4 separate regions of the Mus musculus genome follow, and regions 1, 2 and 3 are each linked to region 4. Evidence: chromatin loops called from intact Hi-C (ENCODE). Cell type or tissue: left cerebral cortex. All regions are shown on one strand.

Region 1 (5,000 bases), 740 kb before region 4:
TGTATATGGTCCTAAGCTTTGTGAATGGGACTTGAGTTCAGGTGGAGCGGCAGTTTAGAACCAGTATTGCCAAGATTCCCTCTGCTACAGCTCTCAGCTTGAGCCCACTTTGACCTGAAGGTGTGTGCTTGTCCATCCAGCTTTGTTTTCCAAAAGATCGAGAGAGTTCCACTGTGGAGGAGAAGCCTGGGATGCTTGGGGTAAATCTGTGCATGAGGAAGCCCCCTCACACCTGTGTCTGTTTACACCGTATCCATCTCATATGATCCCGTTAATCTGTGTATAAAGAAACTCTCAAAATTATCCCGCCATCCTGGTTACCACCTGTGAGAAGTTTCATGACTTGAAACTAAGAAAAGAAATTCCAACAATAGTTTGAGGAAGCCCTTTTGTGTTCTCCCGGCCCTTCCTCTTTCTATCCCAGCTCCCGTTGCTTTCGCTTGTTGTCCACCAGGTGTCTCTCTGATCAGTTCCTTCAGGCTTAATGCCTTTTGACCAGAGAAAGTTGCCAGATTTTTCTGGGATTCTGGGTAACTTGGCCCTTCCCTCAGGATTCTGAGCCCCTTCTGTTCTTGGGCCAGGCAGTGCCCGACTCTGGGTACTCCTTGTCCTGTGCAGGTCAGAGGAAGTAGGCATTGTTAAGCAGGGCTGAAAGGGAGCAGAGGAGCCTGACCTGCTGAGTGGCTGGGGCCGAGGTGGGAAATGTGAGACAGGGACTTGGGAGCCTGAAATGTCAGGTGGAGAACAGAGGGATGGTGTGATGTGAACCTAAGAAAAGCACTCTACAGCGTGGAAGACAGGTTTCTTCCTCCCTCCCCTGGATTCGTTCTTTCAGAGGAGAGCTAGTGGCAGCCTCAGGGAGCCTGGGAGTTAGGTGTGAGGATCTTTTATAGGAATGACTCTGGAAGTTAGCTTTCCCTCACTCATCCTTAATTCCCTCATTTCCGAGGAGTTGTGTGTGTCTGTGTGTGTGTCTCTCTGTCTCTGTGTGTGTGTGTGTGTGTGTGTGTGTGTGCCTTCTGTGTGTGTTTGCAGTAATGGGGATTGAACCTATGAGCATAAGCATGCCGGGCAAGTGCTCTGACACTGAGCTATGCTCCCTGGCCCTTAAAAAGGTTTTTACTTCTTGCCGTTGTCATAGTTACTTTGTTGTTGTTGTTTAAGACAAGGTTTCACTCCCTAGCCCTGACTGGCCTGCAGCTTGCTGTATAGGTTCTGCTGTTCTGATCAGTCCTCCTGCACCAACCTTCCAAGTGGCTGGAGTTACAAACCTGTACCACCAGCTCACGGAGCCTCTGTGAATTTTTTTGGTCTTCGTGGGCAACTCAGGTTTGAGGATTTCTCTCTGGCATTTGCAGAAAAAGCAAGCACCAAGTTTCTCCTCTAGGTCCCGTCGGAGAGGCCTAGGAGATTGTGGGGTGCAGTCAGGGCAGCTGATCTGTATGGCATCGTAGGAGGAAAGGGAAGACATGACACCCAGATGAGCTTTGCCACGACTGTTCCCCTGTCCCCCAAACCCATGGGAAAGCCTGGCCTTCCTCTTGCTACAGGGGCAGAAATCCGTCTGTTTAGCTTGGGCTTTGAGACCTGACTTGTGTCTAGCCTTTCTCAGGAGCTAATCTGTCTGGTGTCCTCCTCACAGTTCTTGCCATGACAGGGTGCAGCCCCGTGTTCGCAATGCAGCACGTGGTGGGTGTACCCCGTATACTGGTACGGAGAACCTTCCTTGGGACGGACGTCACCATGACAAGGACTCTGTGCAGTCCAGGTCCCAGAGAGAAGCGACCGGAAGCCGCAGCCTTAGGGCTCTTTCACCGCCTCCCGGAATTGGGAAGAACACTGAGCCACACCGTTCGCCATCAAGCAGCCTCTACTGCCAAGGCTTGGTGGGACAGATATGAAGAGTTTGTGGGACTCAATGAAGTTCGGGAGGCCCAGGGAAACGTGACAGAGGTGAGGAGGGAGCCAGGGTGGCTGGCTTTGCCTTCTGATTTGGGAAATATGGCTTGGACTCCTAACAAAAAACATTCCCAGCTACATGTGTGAAGGCAGCTGGGAAACTGTGGACACGTTTGTGTTTGTTTGTTTGTTTGTTTGAGACAGGGTCTTTTGTATTCCAGGCTGATCTTCCTGTGTCCACCTCCTGAGTGTTGGGATTATAGGTGTGGGTTACCATAACTAGTCTTTTTTTTCTCCTTAGACAGTTTTGTCCTGAAGTCCAGACGTGCCTGAAATTCAGAATATCTTCTAGCCTGGCTCTTAGCTCGTGATCTTCTCCCCCTCAGTGCTGAGATTATAGGCATGGGTCACCACACCTGGCCCAGACTTGCCTTTTCTTAAACAAACATCCTTGGTAGGAATATCTCCTTCTATCTCCTGTGGAGATCTGGAGCTGTACTGGAGTGAAGGTCTCTGTAATTATACCCTCTGCTCTCTGCGAAAATACTCAAGTACTGAAAAGTCCCTGGCTAATGACTGCCCTGTGTATTAGGCCAGCAAAATTGCCTTCTGTGGACGGTTTTGCCTTAAGGTGCTAAGGCAAAGGGCACTGGGAAACATCATCTTGAGAGGTGGACCGAGCTGCCTGTGGTCTTCAAGCCTTTGGTGGCGGCAGAAATGCACTTTGTCACCGGTCTGCATTCGGTTACAGAACAGTGTGGCAAGGTTGGAAAAGAGCAGGGGTTTGGCTGGGGATCCGAGGTACATGGTTGTCTCTTCTCCTCGGAGAAGATTCGTACCCGGGGGGGCTTGGCTGAGTTGAAATTCCCAGGGCCGTAAGCTAGAGGCGGTAGTAGTGACTCGATGGTGGCATTGGAGGCCCCAGTCATACACCGGGTTCCTCGTGGTGGTTCCCGTCAGACAGGAGGGGGCTGGATCTAGCGGACAAAGATTGTGTCACTGTTTGCTTTGCAAGTTTCTCAGGAGCGTGTTATTTCTGCTTGAATGAATAAATCCAGTGCTTCACGTGGGTGTGGCCACATGTCGAACATGCCAGAGTGAGCTGGGATTAGCGTTTGAGTTTCTGCCTCTCACAGTGACACCCCAGTGACCCCCTGCTCAACTGTTGCCTCGTTAGCCCGTGGAACTGAGCCCAACAGAGTGGGGTTGGACAGAGAAGGCTGATCCCTCTGACGTCCTCTCTGCAGGCGGAGAAAGTGTTCATGGTGGCTCGTGGGCTTGTTCGAGAAGCTCGGGAGGGTTTGGAAGCTCAGCAGACTAAGCTGAAGGAGGTGAGGGACCGCTTGGACCGAGTCTCCAGGGAGGACAACCAGTACCTGGAGCTGGCCACTTTGGAGCACAGGATGCTACAGGTGGGTCCCCCAGGAAGCAGCCCTCACTGACCTGCACAAGCCCCTTGTATGGCAGGGTACGGAGCGGGTAACCCTGACTGTTGGTCAGAGGTCTTGGAGGAGGTAAATCCGAAAATTTTATGGTGGTCTTAGGCCCAGGCTTCCAGAGCCTGTTTGTTTGCCCTTTCCCTAGTACTAGGCTGAACAGTGCAGCAAAGTACTATCTGACACCCACCCCATTGAAGAGAGGATGGGGGTATTGGCTCAGGGAATACCAGCTGCTTATTTTCCTATAGACGTGCTCTGCATGACTGCCCGGGGGAAAGAGCACATGGCTACCACACACACACACACACACACACACACACACACACACACACACACCGCTCTGCTCCCACACCAACAGGTATATTCTGTCTTCATGCAGCAGGTGTTTGTAGAGCCTGTGGCAGGGGAGTGTCCTCTGCCCCCGTGGCTGTAGTCACAAGGCTCCTTGCCGATGATGGTCTGATACCACTTTGTTCCCACAGGAAGAGAAGAGGCTCCGAATAGCATACCTGCGTGCAGAAGACTCAGAGCGAGAGAAGTTCTCTCTCTTCTCTGCAGCTGTGCGGGAGAGTCATGAGAAAGAGCGTACAAGGGCTGAGAGGACCAAGAACTGGTCCCTTATTGGGTCAGTTCTAGGAGCTCTGATAGGTGTGGCCGGTTCCACCTATGTTAACCGCGTCCGGCTACAGGAGCTGAAGGCCTTACTCCTGGAAGCACAGAAAGGTCCTGCGAGTCTCCAGGAGGCCATCCGTGAACAGGCTTCTAGCTATTCCCTCCAACAGAAAGACCTCCAGGACCTTATGATGGATCTGAGGGGCCTGGTGCACGCCGAGCAGGGCCAGGGCTCCGGGTCACCAACAGGTTCTTCTACCAGAGGAAAAGACATAGATGGCCTTTCAGCCACCATGAAAGAGCAGCTCCGTCATTCCAGGCAGGTCTATTCCTGCCTAGAGGGTTTACGAGAGCAGCTTGATGGCCTGGAAAAGACTTGCAGTCAAATGGCTGGGGTGCTTCAGCTGGCACAGGCTCCAGCACATCCAGGCACGGTGGGGCCGGTGGATGGGGCCCTGCCCAGCTCCTTGCTGGAACACGGGAGTGTGATCTTGGCCCTGTCAGAGATGGAGCAGAGGCTAGAAGCCCAGGCTAACAGGAACACTGTCTCTAGCACACTGGTCACCTGTGTGACCTTCCTGGCCACATTGCCTCTGCTCTACATGCTGTTCAAGACCAGTTAACCCTGGGGACCTTCTTCAAAGGGACCGAAGGGTGACTGTCGCTTTTGTTGGTGATATAATGAATCTTGAGGTACACACAACCTCAGCCTGACTCTGAATGCCATCTGAGGGGCTCACCATCTGAGATATATTTTATTTTGTAGGTAGTACCTATTTACATTAATTATCGAAGTTTTGTGCAAATGTCCAATTAAAATATCTAAGAATTTGTATTATTTAAAAGGTAGTTATATCAGACTCAGTTTTATCATTGATTTCAGAAGTCTGGGACTTGAAGTTTAGCCTGGAGTGGGGGCTCACCCCCTTTAGTTCCTTTCTCATCTCCTAGTGGTCCTAGCTCAGGACTATGTTGGATGAAGTTAGCCCTGGATTCTCACTTAGAATGTCCTGACACTGTTGCCCTCTGCTTGTTGGGCCTTCCTGTGTG
Region 2 (5,000 bases), 710 kb before region 4:
TGGCTCACCTGGGGCCCGGCCAGTTTCAATATAGACTGTTTGTAATACAGTTTGCTCAGTCTCTCCCCCTTTTCACTCTCACTTTGCAAAGGTATGCCCTCATTGTTTCCCACAAAGTGTGATAGTGTGCTAAGGTCCCACGTTTCTCATCCCCCCGCCACTTTAAACGCTGGGTGACTGTCCAGATGATTAGATACGTATGAATCCCAGCGCTCGGGAGGCAGAGGCAGAGGCAGGCGGATTTCTGAGTTTGAGGCCAGCCTGGTCTACAGAGTGAGTTCCAGGACAGCTGGGGCTACACAGAGAAAAAACAAAAAAACAAAACAAAAAAAATTCTTTATGAGACAGGGATTCTATTTCTCCCTGGCTGGCCTGAAGCTTGCTGTGTAGACCAGCCTGACACTGAACTCACAGCGCTCTGTCTCCTGAGCTTTGGAACTAAAGGTGTGCGTCACCACACCCAGCACACTGTATAGTGTTTTTTTTTTTTTTTAAAGGAAGGAAATATATATTAAGGTTTGTTTATTTTATGTGAGTACAGTGTCTTCAGACACACCCAAAGAAGGTTGGATCCCATTACAGATGGTTGTGAGCCACCATGTGGTTGCTGGGAATTGAACTCAGGACCTCTGGAAGAGCAGCCAGTGCTCGGAACCGCTGAGCTGACTCTCCAGCCCTCATTGTTGTTTTAAATGGAAGAAGGGTGTCTGTGGCTGTTACAGCTGTGCTATGCTGATTAGCTCTGCGATCGCTTTGGAAGACACTTGGAACCCTGGCAATGGGCAACAACACCCTAGGGGCCTGCTGACTGAGGCTCAGAGGGACTGGGCTACCCTGGGGCACAGCACGGCAGAGGTCTGTCTTGTCTTCTGTTGGCAGTAAGGCCTACAGTATCTGCATTGCCAGGCTCCTGTAGGATAACACGGTAAAAAGCACACATGCAAACAAACCACCTCGGCCACCTAAAGCACGGGTCCACGGCTTCATCCCTTTTCAGAGACCCTGTCTCAAACATACAGGGCCGGAAAGACAGCTCAGTGGCTAGAAAGCATTTGCTCCTCCATGGGACCTGAGTTCAGTTCTCAGGCACCCGCATCTAGTGGCTCACAACTGTAATTCCATTTCTGGGGCATGTGATGCCTTCTGGCCTCTGTGGGCACTTGACTCCTGTATACCTACTCTCCCGTGCTACGAATGTACGTGATTACAAGTCTATACAAATTCTTAAATCTATATGTAGACTTTTCAAGAAAGGGTCTCTGCTGGCTTTTACAGTAATCTTCCTGCTTCAGCCTCTCAAATGCTGAGATTACAGCTCCATGCCACCAGGCCTAGCTGGATCTGTTTCCTGCTCAGCAGTTAAGAGCACTGGATATTCTTACAAAGGATCCATGTTTTATTCCCATCACACATATGATACACATCTACGTGTGATAGTTCTACTATGTGATAGTTCACAACTATGTACCACTCCAAGCCCAGGAGATCCAATATGCTCTTTGGGCCTCTGTGGCACATACATGATGCACACACATGAAGGCAAAACATTAATTTTTGTTTGTTTCTGTTTTTTGAGACAGGGTTTCTCTGTGTAGCCCTGGCTGTCCTGGAACTTGCCACATAAACCAGCCTGGCCTCAAACTCACATATCTACCTGCCTCTGCCTCCTCAGTGCTGAGATCAAAGGCACAAGCACTGCTCAGCTCATTAACTTGTAAAAAGTTTTCTGTCCTTGCTAGGCACGGTGGTGCCCACCTGTAATCTGAGTACCTGGGAGGCCAGGGTGGGAGGATCACTGGAAGTTCAAGGCCAGCTTGGTCTACACAGTGAATTCCAGGCCCCCAAGGGTAAAGAGAGAGAATTTCTCAACAAAATCTTAAGGATGATAGATTATGAAGGGTATCAGTGTGATGTTTGAAAGGAAATGTCTTGGCTGCAAGTGCAAGGATTATCCAGCTGACCTGTTCCTGTGACTATGTATTCCAGAGAATCTGCCAGTACAGGGATGCACTGTCCTCCTGCTGGTGCCTGGCTGCTTCTTTTTTTTTTTTTTTTTTTAATTAGGTATTTATTTCATTTACATTTCCAATGTTATCCCAAAAGTCCCTCACACGCTCCCCTACCCACTCCCCCACCCACCCACCCACTCCCACTTCTTGGCCCTGGCGTTCCCCTATACTGAGGTATATAAAGTTTGCATGACCAATGGGCCTCTTTTTCCACTGATGGCTGACTAGGCTATTTTCTGATACATATGCAGCTAGAGACACGAGCTCCGGGGGGCGAGGGGTTGGGGGGTGGCGGGGGGTACTGGTTAGTTCATATTGTTGTTCCACCTATAGGGTTGCAGATCCCTTTAGCTCCTTGGTTACTTTCTCTAGCTCCTCCATTGGGGGCCCTGTGGTCCATCCAATAGCTGACTGTGAGCATCCACTTCTGTGTTTGCTAGGCCCCGGCATTTTCACAAGAGACAGCTATATCTAGGTCCTTTCAGCAAAATCTTGCTAGTGTATGCAATGGTGTCAGCGTTTGGAAGCTGATTATGGGATGGATCCCTGGATATGGCAGTCTCTAGATGGTCCATCCTTTTGTCTCAGCTCCAAACTTTGTCTCTGTAACTCCTTCCATGGGTGTTTTGTTCCCAATTCTAAGAAGGGGCAAAGTGTCCACACTTTGGTCTTCATTCTTGAGTTTCATGTGTTTAGCAAATTGTATCTTATATCTTGGTGCCTGGCTTCTTACTGCCATCTTCTGGCCACAGTGTGGAACTAATGCTCCTGAAATCAAAAGGATTTACCTATCTCCCGACATATTTTGAGTCCCCCTCACCCATATTAGGACTACAACTATCTAACTCCAGCTTCTGGAGATGTGAGGCCTCTGGCCTCTGTGAGCACCTGATGCAGACACATCTATGCATAATTGAAAAATATAATGGACTGTAGTGCTGAAGCTTAGCTCTCAAATCTGGGTTGAGCGTGAGCTACATTTAAAGACAGAAAATGATAGTGTAACAGTGAGTGACTAGTAGGAAAACCATTGTAGGTGTTCCCAACAGTGCTGGTAATTGCAAAGTGTTGTAAGGGTGGGAGTTTTCCAGAGGCCAGTTGCCTGCAAGACAGGCCACAGTTCGTAGAGCCGGCAGTACTTACTATGGCTGTAGGGGTCAGGGAAGCTGACACCCTGCCCTCAGCTCAGGCTTGTGATTTGGTAGATCAGTGGTGCCAGGTGACCTTGCTGCCACAGTGAGCATTTGCACCAGGAGGATTGAGACCTCTCTTATGGAGCCTTATTCACCCCAGGCTTGACAGCCGACTCCCTAGACACAAGGCCCAAGCCCTGGATCGCAGAGTGACCAGAGCCCTGCAATGGTAGGAGACCTGGATTCCAATTCCACTCCCCTGAGTGGCTGGGTGTCTTCAGGGAAGACAGACATCATTCTGGCACACAGCAGGGGCCATTCTTGTTGGCTGTTACATCTTAAGCTGGCATCTGGAAAGATATAATGGGAAAACAGGAAGTACTGGGTTGGCCCAGGTCCAGGCAGGGCTCTGATGCCGTATACCAGGAACGAGGAGGTTGTCCAGAGCCCTACTTAACAGATGACGGGCATTAGGGAAGCCAGTGGGTGGGATATGAATTAGAGCTGTCATCACTCCAGATCTCAACGTTTCAGAGATGGAGCTGCTCCACCAGCCTTGAGCTTGATGGGACAAGGGCAGGCAGCTGGGATGCTGGAAGACTGCCACTGAAGGAGGGATGGCACCTAGGCACTGCACCTTAGGAGGGAGGTGGCTAAGAGAAGGGGATGCTGGGAAATAACGACCCAGGCTGCTCTTCCCACTGGCCAGACTTTCAGTTTTTCTCTTTCAATATTTCCTGTAAGCGCCAGTGTTGGAAAGTCTTCCTGTCATCAAGGTCAGCTCTACAATACCAAGGAGGGTGGAAAGCAAATGGTGCAACAACCTGAGCACCTACTATGCTCCCTCTCACACCCACCCATAAGTGTCTAGCAGGATTTCTATGCAAGGCCATGGTTCCAGCCATAGCAAGAATTGGCTCCAAGCATCCTGGCTTCCAGGTCCCTCCCTTCCCCTCATCCCTGGCTCTTGGGAGGAGCCACGCATTGTACCAGGAGAACCGGGGACATTTCAGCTTTCAGGCTAGTAGTGACTCAATGCCATCTCTCCAGGTTGGGATCCAAGTGCAACACCAAGCTTCAGGCTGTGGAAGACAAGTTCTCCGTCTATAGCTTCATATCAGGGCCAAAGAATTCAGTCAGAACATGGCATAGACTCTCCAGAGATGCAAAAGCCAGCATACCTGCATGCCTCACACCCATGGAGGTACATGTCCCATGCAGAGTGACACTTCCTCCCAGTCCAGCCCAAGTTCCTCTTTGTGTTCAAATGTAATGGCACATGTATGTGTGATGTGGGCATGCAGGCTTGGGTCACACAGAAACTCTGCCCATGGAGGAAGGGTGCCCTGGTCGAAAGCACCATCGACTAAGAGCATAAAAAGTGGGCTTTCACTCTGCAGTGGCCACACTGAGAGAACAGACTTCTCACTGTCTGCTTCCTCTCATATAAGTCATTTCCTAACTACTCACCAGAGAAGTCACCTTAGGAAAGCTGTTGGATGAGCGGGGCCCTGCTGACCTGCTGGCTCTCCATGCCCAGAGGCCAGGCCTGCTGGGTGATCCACTCCACACAGGGTTCTTGGAAGATGAGGAGAAGGCAAAGGGAAGAGAGCAGAAGCTGTAAGTTCCACACTGGCCCCTCCTAAGGTGGAAGGTGGTGATGGAAGGGCAGAAACTGGGAGCCATAGGACCTGGGTCCTTGGTGAAACTCAGTGTCCCTATAACAAACTACATATGGAGCTCTTCTGCCATTAGGCCTCTATATCGTAAGCTTATTTTAAAACCAAAACAGAACATTAAAATCCAGTCTCTCTCTTCTCTGCCTCCTCTCTCTGTCTCTGTCTTTCCCTCTCCCTCT
Region 3 (5,000 bases), 830 kb before region 4:
GGGCAAGACCTACATTTCTAAGAAGCTGACGCGGTACCTCAACTGGATTGGCGTGCCTACTCGGGGTGAGGCTCCAAGGGGATCATGGGAGGACTGTGGAGGCAGGGAAAGAGAGAAGCCAGCCTGGGTGGTGGTCAGGACCCAGGGAAGAGTCCTGGGCAGGGATTGGTAGGGTTCCTGACCTGTCTCTCCTCCCCCCCAGAATTCAACGTTGGTCAGTATCGCCGGGACATAGTCAAGACGTACAAATCTTTTGAGTTTTTCCTCCCAGACAATGAAGAAGGCCTGAAAATCAGGAAGTAAGTGTGGTGAGGGTGGGGGAGGAGTGAGGGTGGGGCATTGCCCTAGAGAAGGCTTGGTTAAGTTACAACCCATTTGCTAAGAAGTTCCTCCTCTCTCAAACTCTGAATGCTCCTGAGCTGCAGTTACTCAGTGCAGTGACTGCCTGCTGGGGCTGGCTCGGTGCCGGGGCTGGCTCGATGCTGTGTGACAGGGCCTGGAACCTCAGAGCCGAGTCCTGCTGCCATCTCTGGAATGCTAGGATTAAAGTGTGTGCCACCATGCCCAGCTGTAGGTCTGGCTTCTTAACCTCTCAGGTTGTAGAGAGTTTGGCATATAATGGGTTTAGGGAGAAATTGTGTGTAGCCTCCTGATGGCTGTCCCTTCCCTGCCCCAGTGTTAAGGACCTTTGGTAAGGACATTCTATGGGAAGGAAGGGGCTTCAGGGAAAGGCGAGGCTTACCCAGGACGTGTCTGGGACCATCGCATGACATGGAGGTCCTGTTTGTCTACTCCAGGCTACCCTAGAAGATGCATATTATTATTTCTTTTCTGTCCCAAGATGGGCACTCTCACCAGTACTGGAGTATGTTTGTCCTATGCTTGGCATGTTCTTGGCATGTGCTTGGCATGTTCTTGGCATGTGCCAGCCAGGCCTTGGGTTTAGTCTAACATGGCTTGGATGCTGTGGAATGAGTAGTTGACACTCACGATCTCTGTCCCCCTCCCAATTAAGGCGTAATGTTTTGAAGAGTGATGAAATGTCCTTATTGGAAGGGCTGGTGGGATGCTCGTAGAGTTGTGTCCTGCTGGGCATGACTGTGCATACTTTTCATCCTATCACTTGGGAGACAGATGCAGACAGATCTCTCTGAGTTCAGGGACAGCCTGGTCTGTATAGTGAGTTCCAGATAGCCAGGGCTACATAGTGAGACCCGTCTCTAAATAACAACAGAAATAAGCCTTGTTCTATCTTCATGTCTGCTGCTGTGGTAAGACACTAGACAAAAGCATAAGAGAGAGCATAGGGGAGAAAGGTGGGTTTGGTTTACTGGTTCAGACTGCAGTCCACCGAGAGAGGTCAAGGCGGGACTCAGAAGCAGCTGGTCACACCCGCAGCTCAAAACAGAGAGGTGATAAGTGTGTGCCTGCCTGCCTGCCCAGCTTGCTCTTCACTCTTAAATACGGTTCAGGGACCAGGTCACCATAGGGTGTCACCCACATGGTCAAGGCAGGTTTTCCCACTTCAGTTAACCTAATAAAAAAAAAAGAAGAAGAAAAAAGAAATCAAAGGTTGGAGAGATGGCTCAGTGGATAAGAACACTGCTCTACCACAGGACCTAGGTTCAATTCCCAGCACCCACACAGCAGCTCATAACTGTCTGTAAGTCCAGTTCTAGGGGACCTGAAACCCTCACACAGACTTAAAATACAAACAAAACACTAGTGCACATAAAAATAAATATTTTTTTAAAATCCCTCATAGACATGCCCACAGGCCCACCTGATGCGGACAGTTTGTCATGGAGAGTTTTTCCAGGTGACTCTAAGGCTGTGTCAGCTTGACAGTCACTTACCACCACAAGCCCCTTGTCAGCTGTGGTGGCAGACTTGCCTCTGCATCTTGGTAGGACAGTAGTAGTGACTTTCTCAAATCAAGTCCAGCCTCGCAGTTCTGACCTGGAGCTGTGCACTAGGCTACTACCTATTCTCCCTATGGCCACCAGGGGGCAGGCGCACCCCACTGTGTACTTAAATCTGCTTCCTCTGCTCTTGAGTCATAGGGGTGAGACAGGGAAATCACCCAGAAGGGGTCTGACATTTAGGTAAGACTGGAGGCTAGGAGATGTATTGATGTTTGGATCTACTGCATGCTTGGTGGCTGATATCCGTTGTCCCCATTTTATAGGCAAGGAAACTGAGGCTCACAAAGTCCAAGAGTCTCATATACTCTGTACAGGTTTCTTCACATTTGAAGTAACTGTTGAGTTTGGAGGTCCGTGCCTACAGTGCCAGCAGTTAGGGGGTGAAGGCAGGAGGGTCAGGTTTAAGGTTAGCAATCCATTACATACTTCAAGGCCAGCTTGGGCAGCATGAGGCCATGTCTGAAAAGACCCAAAACCAATCAATTAAACAAAACAACAACAACAACAACTTCCCATCATCCACTCACCTAAATATCTCATGGCTAATAGGTCAACATCTCAGGTGCAAAATCTAAAGCATTGCCAAGGCGTAGGCCCCGTTTGCTCAGTGGTGGTGCCTTCCCAGGTGTGCATCTGAGCTTAGGATGGGTTAACACTGTTTGGGGCCATTCAGTCTGAATTAGAGGAGTAGCGTGTGGGGATGTAGTGTTTGTGGTGTCGGTATCCCCAGCTGCCAGCGGTTTCCCTGGGGCTCCTGAGAGGCCAGCATGTGGGGAGTAATTCAGATGAGAAACCCAGACAGAGAGGTGGGAGGAACTAACCCGAGGTCACCTGCAGGGACACAGGAGCCTCTGGCAGAGGATGGGACAGACAGTCCTGTTGTTTTTGTTCTACACCTAAAGCCTGAATCTAGCCACTGGGCCACAGGGCCAATTTCCACGGACCATCCCAGTTTTTCTTCTAAGGAGTTGGAAAAAAAAAAAGGACCAGAAGTAGTTTTTATTTTGCTCTGGCTTTTCCTTTGTTGTTGTTTGCAGTACCAGGGATTGAACCAGGGCCTTTTTGATAGATTGGCTTCACCTTCAGGCCAGGCAGAAGGAATTTTTGTTCTGTTTTGTTTTGAGATCGATGCCACACAGGAGCTCAGGCTGGCCTTGAACCTACTACATAGCCACGAATGACTTTGAACTTCCGACTCTCTTGTCTCCACCTTCCAAGCGCTGGGATTACAGGCATTTGCCACGGGGGTGGGGGCGGGGAGCACACCAGAAGTCTTAAAAATGGGAAGTCTGAGAAGGAGAAGAAAGGGGCGATTTTCTATCCGCACACCCACTGTCGAGGTCTCAAAAGCTACATAACATTCAAATATACAAAATCACGTAAGACAAAGGTGTAAACAAGTTTGTGCTGGCTCATATATGCATCTATACAGGCACATGTATGTACACACACCCCACCAGGCACATTCCTATCCTGTTTTCTTACCGTACATGAGCTCCCTGTGTATACCATGGACATATAACCTCATGCGTATACTTTATATGCACATATCTACATACACATGAGACTATATACCATATGCGCACATGGGCATGTTCACATACATGCACAACCCCTGAGCACATATGGCCACACTGTCTGTGAGAGTGTGTACGCACACGTGGGAATCTTCACTTGGGCTCATTTTTGAGGGTGTGATACTGAGTCGTACACACGTGCTCAGCCTTTGTTTACATCTGCACACCAAGCACACTTGGACCCTAAGACTCCCTTCAGGTTTGCCGACTTCCCAGGACTCACGGCTAAGGTCCACTACAGCAAACTGACAGAAAGGGAAGGCTCATGGCGTGAAGTCCACAGGAACCAGCATGGAAGCTGTCTCCTTGGAGTCCCACAGGATCTCTCAGTTCATCCAGCAAGAGTCCAGGGGGCTCTCACACACGCCGGCACACTTGCAAACCCATACATGGGTACAGTACATTCATGCCCACACAGAGACATGCAAGCACAAGTGTATGTGTACACTCATACATGAGTGTGCACGCAGGCCCCTAAGATGTTCTCCTGGCATTTTCTTTGAGGCCCTGGGATTCCTCCTCCACAGTAGATCCACAGTCAGAACAGCTGCCAAGCTTAGCCCAGAACATACTGACCTGCAGGCTGGTCGGAAAATGGGCCAGCAGTGCTCGTTTTCTAGACGCAGAATTCAGACATTTTGGCAAAACACTTTTTTAAAAAATGTTTTTTATCCTTTATTTTATATGTGTGAGTGTTGTGACTTCATGTGCTCTACATACATGCCTGGTGTCCTCTGAGGTCAGAAGAGAGTGCTGGATTCCCTCAACTGGAGTTATGGTGCTTGTGAGCGGCCATGTGGGTGCTGGAATTGAACCTGGGTCCTCTGAAAGAGCATCCAGTGCTCTTAACCACTAAGCCATCACTCTAGCCCCTTAAAAACATTTTTTTAAAGATTAAATTTTTCTTTCATTTTATTATTTTTGTGTGTTTCTTCTGCATGTGTGTATCTGCCTGCCATGCCCTCAAAAACCAGAAGAGGGAGCCAGAGTCCACAGAATTGGATGTGGGTGCTGGGTTTTGAACCTGGTTCTCTGGAACATTAGCCAGAACCATTCTGAACCATTGAGCCATTTCTCTATCCCCTTAAGATTTGCTTTAATGTCCGTCCATCTGTCCATCTGTCTGTCCTTCTGTCTGTCTATTTTTGTTTTTCAAGATAGGATTTCTCTGTGTAACAGCCATGGCTGTACTTTGTAGACCAATTCACAAAGATCCACCTTCCTCCTCTTCCCAAGTGCAGGGATTTAAGGCGTGTGCTGCCATCACTCCCTGGCTTTCTTTTAACTTTTAAATATCTTTGTGTGTGTGTGTGTGTGTGTGTGTGTGTGTGCGCGCGCGCGCGCGCCGTATACATACAAGTACTACAGAGATCTCTGGCATTAGAGTTGCTTAGTTTTGCACTGTCTGATGGGTGCTGGGGACTGAACTCATGTCCTCTAAAAGCTCCACAGTTGCCATGAACCACTGAGCTGTCTCTCTACAACTCCCAGAGGAAAG
Region 4 (5,000 bases):
ACTGTAAGTCACCATAACAAATTCCTTTACTATACTGAGACTATCCGTAAGTTCTGTAACTCTAGAGAACCCTGACTAATGCAGTATTGAAGTAACAGAATTAGAAGGCAGGTATATTTGGTTACCACATTAAGCTACAGTTTCTAGTAGCACCTTAGATTATCGATAGACCTAACTATTTGACCTCCACCTACTGGCCACTCCTTTTTGTTTTTTGTTGTTGTTGTTGGGGGTGGGTGAGGGTGTTTGTTTTGACAGGGTCTTATTATGTAGATCTGGCTGACCTGGAACTCACACTGTAGACCAAGCTGGCCTCAAACTCACAGAGAGCCACCTGCCTCTGCCTCTGGAGTCCTGGGATTAACAGTGAGTGACTCTATTGTGCCTGGTTCTTCGTTAGTTTTTTGTTTGTTTGTTTGTTTGTTTGTTTTTGGTTTTTTGTGGATGCAGCAAACTTTATTGATGGTATTCAAGAGAGTAGGGAGGGCTCCCTAGGCCCCTCCTGTTATGGGGGGCTGGGGTGGAAATCATGAGGGAGATGCTCAGTGTTGGGGGCCGAGTTGGTATAGGGACTCCTCAGCAACCGAGGGCCTCTCTCTTGCTCTCAGTGTCCTTGCTGGGGTGGGTGGTCCAGGGTTTCTTACTCCTTGGAGGTCATGTAGGCCATGAGGTCCACCACCCTGTTGCTGTAGCCATATTCATTGTCATACCAGGAAATAAGCTTGACAAATTTGTCATTGAAAGCAATGCCAGCCCTGGCATCGAAGGTGGAGAGTGGGAGTTGCTGTTGAAGTCGCAGGAGACAACCTGGTCCTCAGTGTAGCCCAAGATGCCCTTCAGTGGGCCCTCAGATGTCTGCTTCACCACCTTCTTGATGTCATCATACTTGGCAGGTTTCTCCAGGTGGCACATCATATCCACAACGGACACACTGGGGGTAGGAACACAGAAGGCCATGCCAGTGAGCTTCCCGTTCAGCTCTGGGATGACCTTGCCCACAGCTTTGGCAGCACCAGTGGATGCAGGAATGATGTTCTGGGCAGCCCCACGGCCATCATGCCACAGCTTTCCAGAAGGGCCATCCACGGTCTTCTGAGTGGCAGTGATGGCACAGACCGTGGTCATGAGTCCTTCCACGATGCCAAAGTTGTCATGGATGACTTTGGCCAGGGGGGCTAAGCAGTTGGTGGTACAGGATGCATTGCTGACAATCTTGAGTGAGTTGTCATATTTCTCGTGGTTCACACCCATCATAAACATGGGGGTATCGGCAGAAGGGGCGGAGATGATGACCCTTTTGGCTCCACCCTTCAAGTGGGCCCCGGCCTTCTCCATGGTGGTGAAGACACCAGTAGACTCCACTACATACTCAGCACCGGCCTCACCCCATTTGATGTTAGCGGGGTCTCACTCCTAGAAGATGATGATGGGCTTCCCCGTTGATGACAAGCTTCCCATTCTCGGCCTTGACTGTGCCGTTGAATTTGCCGTGGGTGGAGTCAGGCTGGAACATGTAGACCATGTAGTTGAGGTCAATGAAGGGGTTGTTGATGGCAACAACCTCTACTTTGCCATGTGGAGAGCAGAAGGCAGCCGTGGTGACCAGGCGCCCAATATAGCTAAATCCGTTCACACAAACCTTCACCATTTTGTCTACCGGATGAGGCTGGCACTGCCCAAGAAGATGCAGCTGTCTCTGGAACAGGGAGGAGCAGAGAGCCTCTTCGTTAGTTCTTAACAACAGTTCCAAATAAACCTCTACATCCTCCTTTACATCTGCCCTTTGATTATGCTGGCTTGTTGTTGAGAATGGTTGAAACACATGTAAACTATGCAACCAGTCTTCCACTGTGTGTGTTGTATGTGCATGCAGAAGCCACATAGGCAGAAGGAAAACTGAGCTCATGGGAGGTCTCTTATACTCCAGAGGTATGTTAATGAGGATGAACTATAGAAAGTAAACTTGGGGGGCTGGTGAGATGGCTCAGTGGGTAAGAGCACTGACTGCTCTTCCAAAGGTCCTGAGTTCAAATCCCAGCAACCACATGGTGGCTCACAACCATCCGTAATGAGATCTGACACCCTCTTCTGGTACGTCTGAAGACAGCTACAGTGTACCTGAGCGAGCGAAGTGGACCAGAGCAAGTGGGGCTGATCAGAGTGAGCAAAGGTCCTAAAAATTCAGTTCCCAACAACCACATGAAGGCTCACAACCATCTGTACAGCTACAGTGCACCCATATACATAAAATAAATAATAATATTATTAAAAAAAAAAAAAAAAAGAAAGTAAGTAAACTTGGGCATGGCCGGCCTGGGAAGTAAAATTAAAACAAGATGCCTGACTGCAGGTATATAGTAAGGTTATTCTCATCCCGTGAAAGCAGAAATGAACTCATGCCTTCACCAGCAGGACAGGCAGACAGACAAAAAATGAACTTTCAGACTGGAGAGATGGCTCAGTGTTTAAGAGCACTCACTGATCTTGCAGAGAAGGTGGGTTCGATACCAGAACCCACACAATGGTTCAAAACATCTGTAACTTCAGTTCCAGCTGACAGCCCTTTCTGGCCTCTACTGGCACCAGTCACCCTGGTGCTGTACCCAGACATACCTACAGGCAAAACATCATAATAAATGGATTTTCACACTAGAGAGATAGCTCAGTGGTTAAGGGTACGGCACAGACTGCTCTTCATGGGAACCTGGGTTATATTCCCAATACCCAGGTCTAAGCTCACAGCCATCAGGTTCCAGAGGATCCAGCGCCCTCTCCTGGTTTCATAGGCACAAGGAACGCACGTGAAACATACATGCGCAGGCAGAATACGCTTACACGTAAAAAATTTTTAAATTAAAGCCTTTAAAAAAAATAAAGAAATGGACTTTCCTGAGGAAGATACGCTGTGTAAACAAGCTGCCGGCGCCGCAACAGATCTCTCTAGCCCACCAGGCGTGCAGCGCCAGACTGCAGGATCCGGAGGGCTGCCCTGCCGCGTGCCTGAAGGACCCCAAAGGACCCGTGGGCTATCTTGCTCAGTGCCTGGTGACCAGGAGGATTGGCGGGAGTACCAGGTGAACCCAGAACCCGGGCTCGCTTTGGAGACCGAATAACTGAGTCTGGTGTGGGCTTCGGCCTGTAGTAGAGAAGCCCAGGTTGTTCGGTTGTGTCCTAGAATACGAGGGCAATAGGAGGGTTGGGAGCCAAGACTTAGGGGGCGGCTGGGGAGGGAGGGAGACGAGTAGGAGGTGTGGCTGCAGAAGTGGAGTTGACGGGCCAGCGACCACGTGACTAGCGTGGGCGCTAAAGTAGTGGCTTCCTCAGTTGGCCAGGCAACTTGTAAAACGTGTAAATGTCTGATCGGTTGACAAAGTCAAGCCAGTTTCTTTGCTTGGCAGCACTTTCTTGTAAACCAATAACTAAGACAGCCCTAACCTAACTGGAACCACACCCTCTCTACAGATCGCCGGTCCTCCCAGGAGACCCCTTAGCAGCCTGGCCTTGGAATGGCTAGATCAGGTTCATGCACTGATTCATCCAGCTAAGATCTGTGGAAATCCAGGTATGTACTAGGCACCCTGCGGAGGGACTGAGGTGAAGATGGTGAGCAAAGCGGACTTGTGCTTTCATGAAGCTGTCCTTTATGTGGACTATGTAACCGAAGGAAGCATTGAGAAAGTATGACTGCAGACGTGAGCCGAGTGCAAATGGGCAAGTGGGAGATAAGCAGGGAGTGGAACTTGGGGGCTGGGGGGAGAGGATGGGAACACGTCCTTACACGAAGATAGTCAGGCCAGAAAGGCATGGGACTGAAAACACCTATGACACTGGAGCAGAAGAAGTAAGGTGCACCACATGAACCCAGAGGAGTGCCCAGGGACAGAAGTGCCAAAAAGGGCAGGTTAACGTCCCAGAGTCTGTGTGAGGACCTTTGTCTTCAAAAATCAGAATATCCTTTGGAGGGTTAAAGAGGAGTCTATATGATTAGCTTTCATTCCAGTAGCTGTAATGTTCTTTAGCACAGATTTGCAGAGTGGCGAGAGTAAAGTTTAGACACCATCACAGAGGGTGTCACAGAAGTCCAAGACAAAGGGGTAATGGTAATTATAAGGAAAAGATTTGTATGGACTTTTTTTTTCTGGTTTTGGTTTTTCGAGACAGGGTTTCTCTGTGTAGCCCTGGCTGTCCTGGAACTCACTCTGTAGACCAGGCTGGCCTCGAACTTAGAAGTCCACCTGCCTCTGCCTCCCAAGTGCTGGGATTAAAGGCGTGCTCCACCACTGCCCAACTTGTATGGACGTTTTTGTCCTTACAAATTTGTAGAGGTGAGATTCTCAGAACTTGGTAATAGTGTGGAGAGTGAGGAACTGGGAGTCTCAAGGACATCCCCATGGCCACTGTGCCATGTGACCATCTAGAATATTATTAGGTTAAATGGGTGTGCTGTTCCCGTACTGGTTAGGTGAGGCTTGGCTCCATAGTTAAAATGGAACATCCAGTGTAAGCTGTAAAGAAGATTTGAGCAGAAGAAACATTAGCATAGTTTCTTTGTTTTGCTCTTAACCCTGGTACAACTACCATGGCTGCTAAGCTATATTCAGGCTAAAAATAATGAGAATGTTACCTGATTGTGCCCAGTGTGTGGCCCTGGACACCTTCTCTGTATTTGTAGACAGATAGAAATGATAAATACATATGCATGACATATAATGGTAGATAAGAAGTGGTGTGTGGCCATGAAGCTTTATTATTATCCTTCCAATTCTACAGTGGATAGAAGATGGCTAGAAAATAGGACCTCACAAGTAGAGGCAGTCAAGTCCACCGGTGGTGGCACAGCCTTTAATCCTAGTGCTCAAAGGAGACAGAAGCAAGCAGATTTCTGAGTTCGAGGCCAGCCTGGTCTACAGAGTGAGTCCCAGGGCAGCCAGGGCTACACAGAGAAACCCTCTCTTGAAAAACCAAGGGAGGTGCTGGTGAGATGGCTCAGTGGATAAGAG

The links. A loop is a pair of places that touch in the nucleus more often than their neighbours do. Peaks named below come from ENCODE experiments on the same cell type or tissue, not always from the same donor. Only the 100,000 strongest peaks of a DNase experiment are listed, where the experiment ranks them.
Region 1: a loop joins it to region 4, with 2.9 times the contacts of the local background. A loop is called at or near these places in 6 of 42 quality-filtered maps.
Region 2: it touches region 4 in a loop (2.3-fold over the local background); 3 of 42 quality-filtered maps call a loop at or near these places.
Region 3: a loop joins it to region 4, with 4 times the contacts of the local background. A loop is called at or near these places in 6 of 42 quality-filtered maps.

Annotation. Positions count from the first base shown.
Region 1 is chr9:109,087,695-109,092,694 of GRCm38, forward strand. It overlaps Ccdc51 (coiled-coil domain containing 51), which reads left to right. Exons shown (of 4, transcript NM_025689.4): 2 at 1,643-1,953; 3 at 3,147-3,311; 4 at 3,821-5,000. The coding sequence starts at 1,651. The coding sequence ends at 4,573. Among named protein-coding and RNA genes, the nearest start is that of Plxnb1, 5.2 kb to the right of the region's middle. In left cerebral cortex, a CTCF peak has its summit at 464 (motif pointing right); DNase peaks (open chromatin) are centred at 512 and 2,942; H3K27ac peaks cover 281 bases.
Region 2 is chr9:109,119,982-109,124,981 of GRCm38, forward strand. It overlaps Gm39423 (a long non-coding RNA gene), which reads left to right and starts at 2,656. Exons shown (of 2, transcript XR_871266.1): 1 at 2,656-4,346; 2 at 4,616-5,000. In left cerebral cortex, a CTCF peak has its summit at 2,756 (motif pointing left); a DNase peak (open chromatin) is centred at 2,753.
Region 3 is chr9:108,998,911-109,003,910 of GRCm38, forward strand. Pfkfb4 (6-phosphofructo-2-kinase/fructose-2,6-biphosphatase 4) reads left to right here. Exons shown (of 14, transcript NM_173019.5): 2 at 1-65; 3 at 203-299. Among named protein-coding and RNA genes, the nearest start is that of Pfkfb4, 9.5 kb to the left of the region's middle. In left cerebral cortex, CTCF peaks have their summits at 1,990 (motif pointing right) and 4,473 (motif pointing right); DNase peaks (open chromatin) are centred at 2,018 and 4,482; H3K27ac peaks cover 302 bases.
Region 4 is chr9:109,829,734-109,834,733 of GRCm38, forward strand. It overlaps Nme6 (NME/NM23 nucleoside diphosphate kinase 6), which reads left to right and starts at 3,061. Exons shown (of 7, transcript NM_018757.1): 1 at 3,061-3,074; 2 at 3,463-3,562. It also overlaps the pseudogene 3000002C10Rik. In left cerebral cortex, a CTCF peak has its summit at 2,792 (motif pointing left); DNase peaks (open chromatin) are centred at 2,809, 2,984 and 3,230; H3K4me3 peaks cover 1,536 bases; H3K27ac peaks cover 1,310 bases.